2 separate regions of the Homo sapiens genome follow, and region 1 is linked to region 2. The links are chromatin loops, found by intact Hi-C in ENCODE. Cell type or tissue: PC-3. All regions are shown on one strand. Each heading gives the region's core, and the rest is flanking DNA. Links, peaks and the distances in the headings are about the cores only. Region 1 overlaps LOC105374660 (a long non-coding RNA gene). Region 2 has its middle 12 kb from the start of DNAH5.

Evidence for each region. Hi-C counts contacts between places; a loop is a spot of excess contacts. Peaks named below come from ENCODE experiments on the same cell type or tissue, not always from the same donor. Only the 100,000 strongest peaks of a DNase experiment are listed, where the experiment ranks them.
Region 1: it touches region 2 in a loop (5-fold over the local background); 2 of 110 quality-filtered maps call a loop at or near these places.

What each region holds. Positions count from the first base shown.
Region 1 is chr5:13,490,288-13,499,773 of GRCh38, forward strand. All of the region lies in intron 4 of LOC105374660 (a long non-coding RNA gene), which reads right to left. Among named protein-coding and RNA genes, the nearest start is that of DNAH5-AS1, 370 kb to the right of the region's middle. In PC-3, for the core only: a CTCF peak has its summit at 4,604; a DNase peak (open chromatin) is centred at 8,204; H3K27ac peaks cover 3,040 bases.
Region 2 is chr5:13,953,160-13,961,159 of GRCh38, forward strand. It overlaps a transcript of DNAH5 not described here. Among named protein-coding and RNA genes, the nearest start is that of DNAH5, 12 kb to the left of the region's middle. In PC-3, for the core only: a CTCF peak has its summit at 4,105 (motif pointing left); a DNase peak (open chromatin) is centred at 4,102.

The DNA.
Region 1 (9,486 bases), core at 857-8,856, 460 kb before region 2:
TTGTTGGAGATCAGATGGCTGTAGGAGTGCAGCTTTATTTCTTGGTTGTCTCACCTATCCCGTTGGTCTATGTGTCTGTTTCTGTACCAGTATCATGCTGTTTTGCTTTAGCCTTATAGTACAGTTTGAAGTCAAGTAGTATGATGCCTCTGGCTTTGATCTTTCTGCTTAGGACAGCACTAAACTTTTAGGCTCTTTCTTGCTTCCATATAGATTTTAGAACAGTTTTTTTTTTTCCAATTCTGTGAAACATGTCATTGGTAGTTTGATAGGAATAGCACTGAATTTGTTCACTGCTTTGGACAGTATGGCCATTTTAATTATATCAATTCTTCCTATCCATGAGTATGAAATGTTTTTCCATTTGTTTGTGTAATCTGTAACTTCTTTCAGCAGTGTTTTGTAATTATCGTTGTAGAGGTCTTCTCCCTGTTTAGCTGTATTTCTAGTTATTGTATTCTTTTTGTGGCTATTATGAATGAGATTGCATTCATGATTTGGCTCTCAGCTTGGATGTTGTTGATGTATAAAAATGCTGATTTTTGTACATTGATTTTGTATTCTGAAAGTTTTCTAAAGTTGTTTATCAGATCTAGGAGCTTTTGGGCAGAGACTATGGGGTTTTCTAGGTACAGAATAATATCATTTGTGAAGAGAGACAGTTTTTCTCTCGTTTTTCTACTTCTTCCAGGTGTAATCTTAGATTGTTAATTTGAGATGTTTCTGATTTTTTGATGTTGGCGCTTAGTGCTATAAACTTCCATCTTAACACTGCTTTAATTGCGCCCCAGAGATTCTAGTATGTTATATGTTTGTTTTCAACAGTTTCCAAGAATTTCTTGACTTCTGCCTTAATTTCATTGTTTAACCAAAAGTCATTCAGGAGCAGGTTGTTTAATTTCTATGTAATTGTATGGTTTTGAGATATCTTCTTGGTATTGATATCTATTTTTACTGCACTGTAGTCTGAGAGTGTGGCTGTTATAATTTTAGTTTTGTGAATTCATGGAGAATTGATTGAGGGCCAAACATATGTTTTATGTTAGAGTATGTGCCATGTGCAAATAAGAGGAATGTATATTCTGTTGGGTGTAGTGTCCTGTATCTCCATGTCTATTAGGTCCATTTGGTCAAGTGTTGAGTTTAGGTCATGAATATCTTTGTTAGCTTTGTGCCTCAATGATTTATCCAATATCCTCTGTGGGGTGTTGAAGTTTCCCACTATTATTGTATGGTACTCTAAGCCTCTTTGTAGGTGCCTAAGAAATTGTCTTATGAATCTCAGTGCTCCAGTGTTGGGTGCATATATATATTTAGGATAGTTAAGTCTTCTTGTTGAATTGAACCCTTTATCTTTATGTAACGCACTTCTTTGTCCTTTTGTATCATTGTTGGTGTAAGGTCTGTTTTGTCTGAAATAAAGATAGCAACTTCTGCTCTTTTTTGTTTTTAATTTGTTTAATAGATTTTTCTCATCCTTTTACTTTGAGCCTATGTGTGTCATTACATTTGAGATGGGTCTGTTGTACAGAGCATACAGTTGTGTTTTGCTTTTTTATCAAACTTATTATTTTGTGCCTCTTAAAGTGGGGCATTTAGCCCATGTACATTCAAGATTAATATTGATATGTGTGGATTTGGTCCTGTCCTTGCATTGTTAGCTCATTGTTACATAGACTTGATTATGTAGAGTTTTACAATGTCTATGGTCTATGTACTTAAGTGTGTTTTTGTGGTGGCTGTTAACAGTCTTTAGTTTCCGGCCAGGCATGGTGGCTCATGCCTGTAATCCCAGCACTTTGCGGGGCCAAGACAGGTGGATCACGAGGTCAGGAGATCAAGACCATCCTGGCTAACACGGTGAAACCCTGTCTGTACTAAAAATACAAAAAATTAGCCAGGCATGGTGGCAGGCGCCTGTAGTCCCAGCTACTCGGGAGGCTGAGGCAGGAGAATGGCGTGAACCTGGGAGGCGGAGCTTGCAGCGAGCCAAGATTGTGCCATTGCACTCCTGCCTGGGGACAGAGTGAGACTCCATCTCAAAAAAAGTTTCTATGTTTAGCACTCCTTTAAGGACCTCATGTAAGGGAGGTCTGGTGGTAACAAATTCTCTTAGCATTTGCTTCTCTGAAAATAATGTTATTTCTCCTTCCCTTATGAAACTCAGTTTGGCCGGATATAAAATTCTCAGTTGGCATTCCTTTTCTTTAAAAATGCTGAATATAGGCCACCAATCTCTTTTGGTATATAGAGTTTCTGTCGAAAGGTCTGCTATTAGCATAATGGGCTTATCTTTGTAGGTGACCTGCCCTTTCTCTCTATCTGTCTTTAATATTTTTCTTTCACATTGACTTTGGAGAATATGATGACTACGTGTATTGGGGATGGTCATCTTGGATAGTATCTCACAGGAGTTCTCTGAATTTCCTGAATTTGAATGTTCACCTCTCTAGCAAGGTTAGGGAAATTTTCATGGATGATATTCTCAAATATGTTTTCAAGGTTGCTCACTCTCTCTCTTTCAGAGATGCCAATGAATCGTAGGTTTGGGTATCTTTACATAATCCCATATTTATTGTAGGTTTTCTTCATTCTGTTTTATTCTTTCTTCTTTATTTTTGTCTGACCGAGTTGATTTGAAGAACCAATCTTCGAGCTCTGAAGTTCTTTCCTTAGCTTGGTCTATTCTACTGTTAATATTTGAGACAGTACGAGGAAAGACTTCTAGTAACTTTTTAATCTCTATCAGATTAGGCTGGTTCTTTACTACTGTTAATACTTGAGACAGTATGAAGAAAGACTTCTCGTAACTTTTTCATCTCTATCAGATCAGGCTGGTTCTTTCTCAAAATGACTGTTTTGTCTTTCAGCCCTCGTAAAGTTTTACTGGATTCCTTAGATTCTTTGGATTCAGTTTCAACTTTCTCCTGGATCTTGATGATCATTGCCATCCAGGTTCTGAATTCTTGTTTCTGTTATTTCAGCCATTTCAACCTGGTTAAGAACCATTGCTGGAGAGCTAGTGTAGTTGTTTGGAAGTAAAAAGACATTCTGACTTTTTAAGTTGCCGGAGTTCTTATACTGGTTCTTTCTCATCTGTGTGGACTGATGTTTCATTAATCTTTGTAGTTGCTGTTCTTTGGATGGAGCTTTTCACTTTTATATTCTTTGATACCCTTCAGAGTTTGACTGTGGCATAATTTGGGTTCAGTCAACTGGCTTCACTCTGGATAATTTCAGGGAGCCAAGTCTCAGCTCAGCACTCCTGGGCTGTATGCTCTAACCCTGAAGGGTTGGGACTAGGCCCATGGATTTGTCCTTTGGTCCCTCAAGGTTAAGCACCTATTGTGCTGGTGGGGCTGAGGTGTTCCCAGTCCTCTGGTAACAACAATCCAATTGGAGATGCCAGCAAAAGCGCTTCATCAGGGCAGTAAAGTTCAAGCATACATGCTTGTGCTGGCAGCAGCTGGGAGACATTAGTTCCATGCACATGTTTGCAGGCTGGCAAAGCAGTGAGGAGAGGCTGTGGGTAACACTGTGCTGGTGGGGATCCATCTGCAGAAGCACTCCAACAGTTAGATGGGTTTTGCCAGTGAAGGAGCTATTGTAGTGCCCAGTTGGGCATCGGAGCTGTGTTGCAAGTGGGCGGGGCCAGGCAGGGACCCCAGGAGAGGCTGGCAGACAGAGGATGCTCAGATCAGACTGGTCTTGTCCCTTGGGAAAGACAGCCCTGCTTTGTGCAGGTCTGACAGTCAAGAAAAGCCAAAGCCACATGGCTTTGGAACATGGTGAGCCTTAGGGAATGCGTGTCTTTGGCTGTGCCCCACTACAGCTATTCACATGCCAGACCCTCTGGGCTCTATACAGGCTGGAGTCCTGTCTCTGCCAGCTCTCCTTGCAGATCTCGCCACTAGCTCAAATCTCTGTGGAGTCACGAGGTCTCTTGCAGCTAGGATTCTGGGGGTCTATGGCAAGAGTGGGCCACTCCATGACCATTCCGCCCACTCCTTCCCCTGGAGTTACTCAGGGCCAGGAACAAGTTCTGGTGCTCAGCCACCTTATTTATGCAGGGTTCCCAGACTCCACTTCCTTCAGTCCAGGATCTGCATCCTCCATCTGTCCACTCTCAATGTCTTCCTCCTGAAGACGTGCTTGGAGTGCACAGGTCTTTTTGACAGTCTGGTCTCAGTGAGAGAAACTCTTCCCTGATGAATCAGGTCAGCCATCTTGGTCCCAACCCCACGATTTCTATCTTAAGGCTGATTAGTATTCCATTTTGAATATACACCACATTTTCTGTATCAATTTATCTGTTGATGGACACTTAGATTGATTCTGTATCTTGGCTATTGTGAATAAATATGGGAGTGCAGATACCTTCTCAACATACTGATTTTATATGATTTGGGTGCATACCCAGTAGTAAGATTGCTGGACCATATGGTAGTTCTATTTTTATTTTGTTAAGAAAATTTCATACTGTTTTTCATAATGGTTATATTAATTTACCTTCCCACCAACTTGTGCAAAAGTGACTTTTTCTCCACATCTTTGTCAACATTTGTCTTTCCTTTTTTAGATAGTAATCATTCCAACAGGTGTCAGTGTCAGTTGGTATATTATTGCAGTTTTATTTGCATTTCTCTGATGACTAATGATTTTGAGCAGTTTTTCATATACCTGTCAGACATTTGCATGTCTTCTTTGAAAAATAGCTATTTAGGCCCTTTGCCCGTTTTTTAATTGTGTTACTTTATATCAGTCTGTTTTCATGCTGCTGATAAAGACACACCCAAGACTGGGAAGACAAAGAGGTTTCATTGGACTTACAGCTCCACATGGCTGGGGAAGTCTCAGAATCATGGTGGGAGGGGAAAGGCACTTTTTAAATCGCATTGCGGCAGCAAGAGAAAATAAGGAAGAAGTAAAAGCAGAAACCCCTGATAAACCCATCAGATCTCATAAGACTTAGTCACTATCATGAGAATAGTACAAGCAAGACTGGCCCCCCTGGTTTAATTACCTGCCCTTGGGTACCTCCCACAACACATGGGAATTCTGGTACAATTCAAGTTGAGATTTGAATGGGGACACAGCCAAACCATATCATTCTGCCCCTGCGGATTTTGAGTTGTTTGAGTCCCTCATATATTTTAGATATTAACTCTTTATCAGATGTATGTCTTGCAAATATATTCTTCCATTCCATGGGTTGTCTTTGCAAGCTGTTGTTTTCTCTGCTGTGCAGAAGCTTTTTAGTTTAATGCAATCCTATTTGCCTATTTTCACTTTTGTTGCCTATGCTTTTGGGGTCTTAGCCAAGAAATCATTGCCCAAACCAATGTCCTGGAACTCTCTCCTTATGTTTTCCTCTAGTGATTTTACAGTATTGGGTCTTATATTTAAGTCTTCAATCTACTTTGGGTTGATTTTTCACATAGAGTGAAATAATGGTTTAATCTCATTCTTCTGCATGTGGATATCCAGTTTTCCCAGCATAATTTAATAAACTGTTTTTTCTGCCATTGTGTGTTCTTGGTAACTTTGTCAAAGATCAATTGATTGTAAATGTGTGGACCTTTTTCTGAGCTCTCCATTCTCTATCCCATTGGACTGTGTGTCTGTTTTTATGCCACTGTTTTAATTACTATAGCTATGTAGTAGATGTTGAAATCAGGTAGTATGATTCCTCTGGCTTTGTACTTTTTGTTCATGATGGCTTTGGTCATTCAGGGTCTTATGCGGTTTCATACAAATTTTAGAATTATTGTTTCTATTTCTGAAAAATGTCATTGGAATTTTCATAGAAATTGCATTGAATCTGTGGATTGCTTTGGGTAGTATAAGTGTTTTAACAATACCAATTCTTCCAATCCATGAACACAAGATATCTTTCCATTTATTTATGTCCTCTTTAACTTTTTTCATTAGTATTTCATAGTTTTCAGTATACAATTTTTCAACTCCTTGCTTAAATTTATTTGTAAGTTGATTGTTGGTTTTTGTTGTTGTTTTGTAGCTACTGTGAAGGGTATTGTTTCCTTTATTTCCTTTATGGATAACTCATTGTGTAGAGAAATATGAAAAATTTTTATGTTGGTTTTGAATCCTGCAACTTTACTGCATTCATTTATTAGTTGTAATAGTTTCCTGTGGAGTCTTTATGGTTTTCTATTTATAAGAGTATGTCATTTGCAAACAGAAAAACAACTTACTTTCTTCTTTCCAATTTAGATGCCTTTTATTTCCTTCTTTTACCTAATTGCTTCAGCTAGGGCTTCCAGTATTATGTTAAATAGAAGTGGTAAAAGTGGACATCCTTATCTTGTTTTTGATCTTAAAGGAAAAGCTTTCAACTTTTTACTGTTGAGTACGATGTTAGCTACAGGCTTGTCATATATGGCCTATATCGTGCTGAGCTAAATTCCTTCCATACCTAATTTCTTAAGAGTTTTTAGCATGAAAGATCTTGTGTTTTGTCAAATGCCTTTTCTGCCTCTGTGAGATGATTACATGGTTTTGTCCTTAATTTTGTTAATGTGGTGTATCACATTTATTGATTTGCATATGTTGAACTTGTCCTTGCATCCCAGGAATGAATTTCACTTGATAATTTTAAATGATCTTTTTAAGGTGTTGTTGAGCTCACTTCGCTAGTATTTTGTAAATAACTTTTGTATCTATATTCATTAGGAATATCAGCCTGCAATTTTTGTTTCTTTTGCTGTCTTTGCCTGGCTTTGGTATCAGGATAATGTTGTCCTCTTGAAACAAGTTTGGAAGTATTTCCTTCTCTTCAGTTTTTTGGAAGAGTTTGAGAAGAATTGCTTTCTTTAAGTATTTGGGATAATTCAGCAGTGAACCTATCAAGCCCTGGGCTTTTTCTTTGACGGAAGACCTTCTATTATTTTATTATTTTATTATTTTATTTTATTTTATTTTATTTTTTTGAGACGGAGTCTCGCTCTGTCGCCCAGGTTGGAGTGCAGTGGCGCGATCTTGGCTCACTGCAAGCTCCGCCTCCTGGGTTCGCGCCATTCCTGCCTCAGCCTCCGAGTAGCTGGGACTACAGGCGCCCACTATGGCGCCTGGCTAATTTTTTTGGAAGACATTTTATTATTAATTCTGTCTCCTTACTCATTATTAGTCTGTTCAGATGTCTATTTATTTATGATTTAGTCTTGTTAAGTAGCATGTGTCTAAAAAGGTATCTCTATTCCTTCTAGGTTATACAATGTATTAGTGTATAACTGTTCATAGTAGCCTCGTGATCTTTTGTGCTTCCATGGTATCAGTTATAATGTTTCCTCTTTTATTTCTGATTTTATTTATTTGAGTCTTCCCTTTCTTCTTAATCTAGCTGAGGATTTGTTCATTGTGTTTCTCTCAAAAAAAACCAGCTTTTACTTGTGTTGATCTTTTCTATTGATTTTCTAGTCTCTATTACATTTATTTCTGCTCCAATCTTTATTATTTCCTTCTATTAATTTTGGACTTAGTTTGTTATTCCTCTTCTAGTTCATTGAGATATAGTACTAGATTGTTTATTTGGTATTTTTCTTCTGTTTTGATGTAGGGGTTCATTGCTATAAGCTTCCCTCTTAGAAATGCTTTTGCTGGGTCCCATAAGTTTTGTTATGTTATGTTTCCATTTTCATTTATCTAAAGATACTTTTAATCTACCTTTGATTTTTGTCTTTGACTTGTTAAAATAAAGATAATAAGTCTGATGGAATGGACTCTTTGTGGTCATAAGATAACAAATTGTAAATAAGACCTAAGGCTATGCCAAGCAAAGGTTGTTACAAACCCTTACATTTAAAGAATAAACTGTGTTCTAACTGCCATAAGACTTTTTCTTTTTCTCTAGCAGCTAAGCAAGCAATGGCCTCAAGATAAACAGTACAAAATAATTGCCACTCATTGATCACCAGATACGACTGACCAATCCCATTCAATTTCACAAGTTATAACTACAGCCTTGATTGGACAAGAAACTGATTTTAGTAACTTTCTCCTGCAAAAACACCACAGAAAGTTTTGGCCAGCAGCCAAAGTCTGCACATAGACTTTTCTTATGTCCTGCAAAAGACCTCCTGAGGTAAAAGCCAAATTCCACCTATTTTATTGTTAAAACTCCACCCCAAAGTGAACATGGCTTTTATGTATGTTTCCTAAATGTTTTCTCACTATGCAAATATTTGCTCACCTTTATAAATATTCCTAAACTCCCCACTCCTAGCTGACTATGTGTACTAAGCAAATCTTGCAAGGCATAAAGTTCAGATTTTCCCCCATTTTTGGTGGAGCATATACTCTTGGTTTCTCCCAGGTCAAGTTATCCAGATTTGTGAATCATATTTTATTGAAAAATAAAGTTTCTCTTTGCCTCCTCTGTAGATCTCATGATATTTTTGATAACAGGCCCATTGATTCTTTGAGAACCTGTTGTTTAATTTCTACATAATTATGTATTTTCTGAAATTTCTTTTATTACTGATCTCTAGGTTTATACCATTGCATTCAGAAAAAGATATTTGATATTATTTACATCTTCTTAAATTTGTTAAAACTTGTTTTGTGACCTTACATATGATCTGTCATGGATTTTTCATTTAGCTGAATCTTATTTAATAACCAAATAAATGGTCGTGAGAAAGTTCTAAAATATGGTTTACCCTTTCCTGCTTTCTTAAATGGAGTTAGCAAGCATAATGGTAAATTATTCTTTTCTGCATCCACCCCTTGTCAGTATCCGCCACCACACTCAAGTTCCTGTGTACTCTAGCCAAATGGCTGTCTTAACTCTAGAGGATTTACCAAATGCTATGATTTTAATGTCCCCTCTAAATCTCATGTTGAAATTTAATTGCCATTGTTGCAGTATTAGGCAGTGGAGCCTTTAAGAGGTGATTAGGCCATGAGGGCTCCCCCCGCCCATGGGTAGGTTTAATTCCTCTAAAAGGGAGGCTTTGGGGAGTAGATTCTCTTTTGCCCTCATGCACTGTATTGGTCTGTTCTAACACTGCTATGAAGAAACACCCCAAACTGGATAAATTATAAAGTAAAGAGGTTTAATTGACTCACAGTTCAGCATGACTGGGAGGCCTCAGGAAACTTACAATCATGATGGAAGACAAAAAAGAAGCAGGCACATTCTTCACAGGGCAGCAGGACAGAGTGAGTGCGAGCAGAGGAAATGTCAGACGCTTATAAAATCATCAGATCTTGTGAGACTAACTCATTATCAGGAGAACAGCATGGGGGAAGCTGCACCCATGATTCAATTACCTCCACCTGGTCCTACCATTGACACTTGGGGATTATGGGAATTATAATTCAAGGTGAGATTTGGGTGGGGACACAGAGCCAAACCGTATCCCGCACCCTTGCCCTTTGGCCATGTTAGGACACAGCAAGCAGGTGCCAAGCAGGTGACAGCACCGTGTTCTTGGACTTTTCATCCTCCAAAACTATGAGCCAAAT
Region 2 (8,000 bases), core at 1-8,000:
ATCAAATGTCCCTTCAGAGTTTTCTTGAGGATGGGTTTCAACACTTCTCACTAAAACCAACATCACAACTTCTTGACGGAGCAGAGGTGAAATGACACCCAATTAAAGTGAATGTGTATATATATATATACATTTCTATCATAAATACATTTGACAATAGCTTTAGAATGTAATACCTTGTTCCTGCTTCCAAAAGAATTGTCAGCTTCCTGATTTTCCATCTATCATGAACTCTTCTACTAGAAACAGTTAACATTGGGCCTTATATTCAAATGTAGCCCCTGGGTGGGTTCAAACATTCAAATGAAATGGCACAATTAACTACATAAATCAACAGTCATTGATTGAAGTAAATTCCAAGTTGGGGACATAAAGGACCTTGCTATGAAAACATAAAGAACAAGATAAGGCAAGAATTTTGAAAATATAGCCCTTACTTGGTGATTCAGCATTTGCAATGGAATTAATCTGAACAATTACTTTCTTTTGATTGTTTTAACTTTCAAATATTATATCATTCAAAATGTGGGATGCTTCTTGTTTTGTTTTATTTTTGGTTTTGTTTTGAGATGGGGTCTTGCTCTGTCACCCAGGCTAGAGTGCAATGGCGCGATCTCGGCTTGATGCAACCTCTGCCTCCCAGGTTCAAGTGATTCTCCTGCCTCAGCCTCCCAAGCAGCTAGGATTACAGGCGCCTGCCACCACGTCCAGCTAATTTTTGTATTTTTGGTAGAGACGAGGTTTCACCATGTTGGTCAGGCTGGTCTTGAACTCCTGACCTCATGTGATCCACCCACCTCGGCCTCCCAAAGTGCTGGGATTACAGGTATGAGCTGCCACGCCCGGCCAGTTCCTGTTTTAATAGAAACAAAAGACAGTAAAGACCCTAAAGGTCAAACCTGGTGGTAAAATATTTTTTCTACATGGTAAGAAAAGTAAGTCCATATTTTAGGTGTGATTTAAGAGGAAATGTTACATATTTTAAGAAAATACTTTAGTGTACTCATTCATCTCACCAAAGGCAATCAAAACATATTTATTAAGCTTCCCTGATATACCCTGCACGATGTTATTCAACTATAAAACACTTCCTTCCCAGAAAGAGCTTATAATCCATTAAAGGAGATAAAACTAACTAAGTGAAATAATAAAGTACTAAATTATAAGACCTTATGAAGGTTGCAGGAATCCAGGGTGCTATACCAAGCTCATGAGTCGACACGTGGAAAATATACCCTTTTATATGCAATAAGGTTTACAGGATAAGGAAAGAACTTTTCATAAAACTCAGTTTTGAAGTTGGTCTAAATCACTTTAGTGAAGGAGGAGCAATTGCATGTCTAAAAATTAGAAGGAAAAATGTAAAAGCTTAAATAAAGTCTGCAAGCTCTTCCTTTTGTAATAGAAGAAAATAAAGGAAAACATGTTCCTGAGAGAGGTGTTCCGAAAGTGAGCGAGAGCAGGCCAGGGAAAGTCATTTCTCTCTGCTTCTCCACTTTCTTCCTCCCCCTTTCCCAAAGTAGAGGGTTAACACTCGAATCTGTTCCAACAGAAAATTCCAGAAGGAAGGCAGTGTTTCCCCGTTGCCCATTAAACTGCCCCAGCGTTGATCTCGCTGCTACTTTTTGAGTGAGGCCTGTTCTGCCTTCCACATTGGGACATCTCTGACTCTTTCTCTTTTAACCTCCCTGGCTGCTTTCTATCTCCCTTCTTTCTGACCCTGAAGCCTAAAGGAAAATCATCTCAGCCAGTTCTCACACGTTCACTCTCACTCATCACCAATTTTCTTGCCATTCTGTGCTTCATTTTGAAACAACTTAGGACCACACAATCAACGCGAAGTCAAAGGCAGACTGATATGGTTTGGCTCTCTGTCCCCACCCAAATCTCATGTGGAACTGTAATCCCCACGTATTGAAGGTGGAGGCTGGTGGGAGGTGACTGGCTCATGGGATAATTTCTAATGGTTTAGCACCGTCCCCCAACTGCTGTCTCGCGATTGAGGTCTCACAAGAACTGGTTGTTTAAAAGTGTGTGGCACTTCCCCCCTCACTCTCTCTCTCTCCTGCCACCACGGTGAGATGTGCTTGCTTCCTCTTTGCCTTCTGCCATGATTGTAAGTTTCCTGAGGCCTCCCCAACCGTGCTTCCTGTTAAGCCTGTGGAAACATGAATCAATTAAACCTCTTTTCTTCATGAATTACCCAGTCTCAGGTATGTCTTTATAGCAATGTGAAAACAGACTAATACACCAAGAGAACTCAGCATCCTCAGTGGGTTTCACTGCCAAACAAAGAATGGAAGAAAACAGGGTGTGTCCAGCTCATTACATAATAATAACAAATGTAAAGAAACAAAAATTGGAGGGGTTAATTCACTGAGTGATGTAGAGCAGTAAGAGAAAATCTATTGCTTTTTTAATCCAGGAAATACACAAAGTTGAAAACAGCAGTCTCCTAGGAGAAAATGTGAGGCAAATATGACTAAAAGAACTAAGGCTGAAGGCAATTTTTCTCCAAACTGTTATCCTCATTTGGGAATTACTTTTTTCTCTTTAAGAAAAAAAAGAAAATTAATAAAATGGAAAACATTTTAAATCACAAAAGTTTGTCCTACGGAAGGTTTTCAAAATAGTAAACAATCTAATTAGAGTTTATATTTCCCTAATTAGTTCTATTTAACTCTGGTAGAGATTAAACCTTTTTAAAATCAGTTCAAAACTCTTATTTCAATATTAAATTTTACTCTAATATACAGGAGAAAAGCAAGACATGAGGGGAGGGAAAGTCCTTGCCAAGAGCGTGCAACAATGAAGAAAAACAGAACAAGAATCTCCTACCTTCCCTGCAAACCACCACCGCTGTCCACGCTCACCAGTGGGGTGGTACATGCTCTTCCCTAAATGCACTTTCATAGGGTCTGACACACACTTCATTCCATCTCTGCTGGTCACTGTCCCATTCACGTGTCAAGAATCTGTTCCCATGGCCCTTCCTCTATAGCATTCTTCCCGAATCTTATGATTCCCTTCTCTGAAATTCTACAGCTCATTCCTTGAATCTAATCATTTTCATACTAAATAATAATTACATTTTAGAAATAAACTTTATGCTGGGATATTTTTTAAAATAAAGACTATGAATACTGTGACTAGCACAATATCTGCCATATAACAGGTGCTCATTAAATATATGTTGAATGGTAATTTTTAAACATCATCTATACTGTGTATAGTCATCAACCAAAACTATTTTCTCTCATTAAGTAATACCTCTATTCTGTTTTTATCCCCTTGAAGGTGTCCTTTTTCATGCCATTGTTGTTCTCATTTTTGTTATTGTCTTTTATCTTTGTTAACTTGTTGCTATAGATAGTGAGTTATTTGAGGATATGCAGTAAAAGAACTCATAAGTAAGTGTAAAAGGCAAATCCCAGCCCCTCCTTTGAGTGTCACTCTGCCCATGCGTGCCCCTAGTTAGACAGAAGAGAGAAACTGCTTATCCTGCACTTCTACGTTCCTCTATTAGCAGAGACCGAAGTGTGAGGTTTACAGCATGATTCAACTGCCACATTTTTTCCTGCATAGCAGGTGCTCTTTTTTATTATCATTTTATTGAGTGATTATCAAATGGGATAGAATTGCACACTGAAATTTCATGAACTGAATTATTCATAAAAGTGAATTTCAGTATACTGAGCATCAACTTACCATGGCTCAGCTAAGGTTCACAAATATTTTCCTTACAGAGAATTGTTGTTGCAATTTTATTTGTAGTGCAGGGATGTCAAATTGGCAAAGTTCTACTATTAGTAATGGATCTACAGTCCATGAAAACAACACTGTACCTCAATCAACAGACAGGTTTATCTAGCTTTTTTCTTTTTAAGAAGAAATCCTCAGATTCTGGTTACAAGATTTACAGCATTTCAATCTCATGCCCTATAAAACCTTATGTTCAGAGGTTAATAAAATGAGATTAATCCAGAGATACTGCATGTTGAATTCTTTTCTCCCTTCAAGCACAATATGCTAAACAAAGCACAGTCTACACTACAGAAGGAGAGACTCTGGAAACAGCTGACTACTAGTGGAGGTTAGCTGCCATCCAGTGGCTGAAAGTATAACTCACCCATTAACCATTAGCTTGAAGAGCTAAGGAAATACAAAACAGACCCATGTCTCATGAGTACATCAAAGGTTATCAATTATTTACACTTATTGTCTCATATTTACAAAGAAGACAGAACAGTGGGAAAGTTACTGAATGCTTTAATGAAAGAGAAGCCAGTCTTCTCTTTTTCAATTCTAACCCACAAGAAACTTGTCTTTATGTTCTGATGATTTCCCTTTCAAAAATTTCCAATTTAGACATTTTCTCTATCTATATCATATGGCCCAAGTTAAATAATAAAATAATTATAAATAATAAAATATATCTTACTGTGTGGAAGATGGTACATTGAAGAGGCAAAAACTTTTATCTCAATCTTTAAAGAGGAAAATATGTAAATATATCCATATAGTAATCCCAATATTGATAGTTACATAGTGAACTCTTTGAGTTGATTTTGATCATTTCCTCTCATTTAAAATGTAACATCATCTTTTCTTTAAGATCATTAACTGCTTTTAAGTAATTCCAATACCTGTATTTTTAAATATACTTTATTATTATGAAAATAATAAAAATTGATTGGAAAATAGAAAAAATCACCATAATATGAACACTATTAACATATATTCTTCTACTCCATGAGCAATAAATATTCTAGCTCCCGTTTTCTTAAAAATAAAATACACACATGTATATGTATATATGTATATATACCTTTATTTTTAGTTTAAAATGTATCATGTACACATTCTCATATTATTGAATATTCTTCAAAATATGATCTAACGATTGCATAGCATATCAATTACATAGGCCTTGATTTATTTAGCCAATTTTTTTTTTACTTTTAGATTGGTTCCAATTTTTCACTATTATAAATAACAGTATAATGGATATCCCTGCATACAAATCCTTGGTATAAATCTCTATTTATTAATTTCAATAAATTATTATAAAATTCATCTCTCCAAAATTATACTCTTTGATTTCCATGAGAAATTTAATGTAATTTTGTTCATCTTTACAAATATGGTAGATGAGAAATGGTAAGTTGCTGTTATCTTCTTGCAAGTTTAATTTGCAAATCTTTGACAAGTGAAGCTGAACATGTTAAAATTATTTACTGGGTATTTGTGTTTTGTTTTGTTTTTATTTTTGTAAATTGCCTGTTCATGTCCCTTCCTATTTTTCTTCTGATAATTTTCTTTCCATTGATTTTATTTTTAAGACTGGATAAAGATAACAGCACACATCCAGAAAAAGGAATAGGTGCCTCAATATTACTCTTACATAGAGTAGAATTAAAGACAAAGGCATTAAAGATTTGGACCAAGACAGCCATTTTATTTTCGTAAAAAGTAAAATTAACTATGAATATATAGTAGCTATGTGCCAAAAACCAGTACTAAAATAAAATAAGCAAAATCTGTTAGAACTACAGGTAACATTAACAAAAACGATAGTTAAAGGATGTTCTAATAGAATGTTTTAACAGGAATATACTAAACCTTAAAATCTCCCCCAAATTATTATCTTACAGTGCCATAGATAGTTAACAAAATTAATCATTAGAACACACAAAACCTTAATGCATTTTAAAGAGAAGTCACACAAATCACAAGCTCCTACAATGTTATGTCAGAAATTAATCATGAAGGAATTTTATGTTTCTCAACAGCCTTTTTGTTGTTGTTGTTGTTGTTGAGATGGAGTCTCCATCTGTCACCCAGGCTGGAGTGCAGTGGTGCGATCTTGGCTCACTGCAACCTCCGCCTCTCAGGTTCAAGCAATTCTCCTGCCTCAGCTAGAATTACAGGCATGTGCCACCACGCCCAGCTAATGTTTGTATTTTTATTAGAGACGGGGTTTCACCATGTTGGTCAGGCTGGTCTCAAACTCCTAACCTCCAGTGGTCAGCCCGCCTCAGCCTCCCAAAATGCTGGGATTATAGGCATGAGCCTCTGTGCCTGGTTCTCAATGGCTTTTAATTTTAGAAAGAGTTGAGTCCTCGCAGAACTCCAAACTGCAGATACAGGCCATTTTGAATATAATGAATCCCACTGAAGACTCAAGAAGACTGATAGAGAGGGAAGAGGCAGACAAGTGTGGATTCTCTCTGTCTTCGAGAATGCCAGGTGGTGAAGGTTGGGGAGAGGTGCCCCTCATCAGGCCAACTTGGCCAAACCAGCCCCAAGTCAGAACCAGGCTTCACATCTTCATGCCATGAGTGCAGGTCCCTTTTCGGACCAGCCCAGCGCCCAGGACAGTGGGGTCCTTGAGAAAAGGATTGGGGCCACCAAGGCAGAGAAAAGGTGGGACCTGGAGGTGGTTTTACCCCCGTGGGTCTCCCTCTTCATTCCTTACCCCAAGTCCTCTCCCTGGAATTCTGTGTGAGTTCTATCAAGATTCCTCAGCTGGGTGTGGTGGCTCACACCTGTAATCCCAGCACTTTGGAAGGCTGAGGCAGGCAGATCACCTGAGGTCAGGAATTTGAGACCAGCCTGACCAACATGGTGAAACCCCGTCTCTACTAAAAATACAAAATTAGCCAGGCGTGGTGACACATGCCTGTGATCCCAGCCACTCGGGAGGCTGAGGCAGGAGATTCTCTTGAACCCGGGAGGGTGGAGGTTGCAGTGAGCCGAGATTGCGCCATTGCACTCCAGCCTGGGCAACAAGAGCTAAACTCCATCTCAAAAAAAAAGATTCCTCATGACTGAGTCCAGGAAAAACACCCCCAGAACTGGACTCACTCCCAGCTACAGTCAAAATGCAAAGACAAGAATAGAAAAGGAGTGTTCTGCTTCCCTACGGCATGAGGGGAACGCTTTTATCTTCAAAAAAAAAAAAAAATCCAAATCTTTAGTTTTTGATTTAGCATGCTGCAAAAGTTCTTTCAATCCCAGGAGATTTAAAAAAAATTGTTGAGTTAGGTTACTCTGGTGGAGCAAATGCAAGAAGCAAGGTGAGGAGAAACGAGGTGGACCGTACTGTGTTACAGTGAATGTGAGGAGGTGCACAGATGAGTGAACCCCAACACTGGAGGGGTGAACACTAGGCACTGATGGGCTCACATCGTCATCATCTTGCTGGGGTATGATTGAAACTAATATCCCTTTTTCAGAATTCCTAACTCTCTGGGTTGGCAAACTATGGCTCATGTGCAAAAACTGGCCCATTGTCTATTTTTGTAAGCAAAATGTGATTGGAACACAGACGTATTTATTCATTTCTGTATTGCCCATGGCTGCGTTCATGCTACAATGGCAGACTTGAGCAGTTACAACTGAGAGCTGCAAAGTCTGTAATATTTATTTATCTGGTCCTGTACAGAAAAATTCGCTGGCCTCTGGTCTAAACCAACATCACACACAACTTGGCTGTGCCTCTCTTCTTACGTCAGCATAGGGGAACCCCTGGCCAAGGCACAGCCCGGCTCCATGCTCACCTCCCTGGGAGTCCCTCAGTATCCCTCCTCCCACACCCACCCTCTCCCCGTGGCTACTCCACACGCACCATGCCTCACTTACTCATCACAACCAGCCTCATGCTCAGCACATAGGTGCCCACGTGTGCCCACTTCCATGGGGTCATCTTTTTGATATCGAGTATTGTGAGATGGGATTGGGCTTAGTTCCACAAGAAGAGAGAAGAACTGGAAAAGGCTGCAATAGCTTCCTATCATTCCCCCTACCTTCTTCAGTATCCTGAAAGCCTCTGAAATCTCCACTCTTTCCCCAACCTCCAAGGGAGGAAAGAAATTGGAATGAGTTTCCCCAGGCCCAGTTCTGCTGTGGGCAGATTTCTTTGAGTCAGGAAAGGCAGGTAAGGAAGAAGCTTCTTTGCTGAATAAGTTTTTCTATACCTCCCTCCCTTGACCACTTTC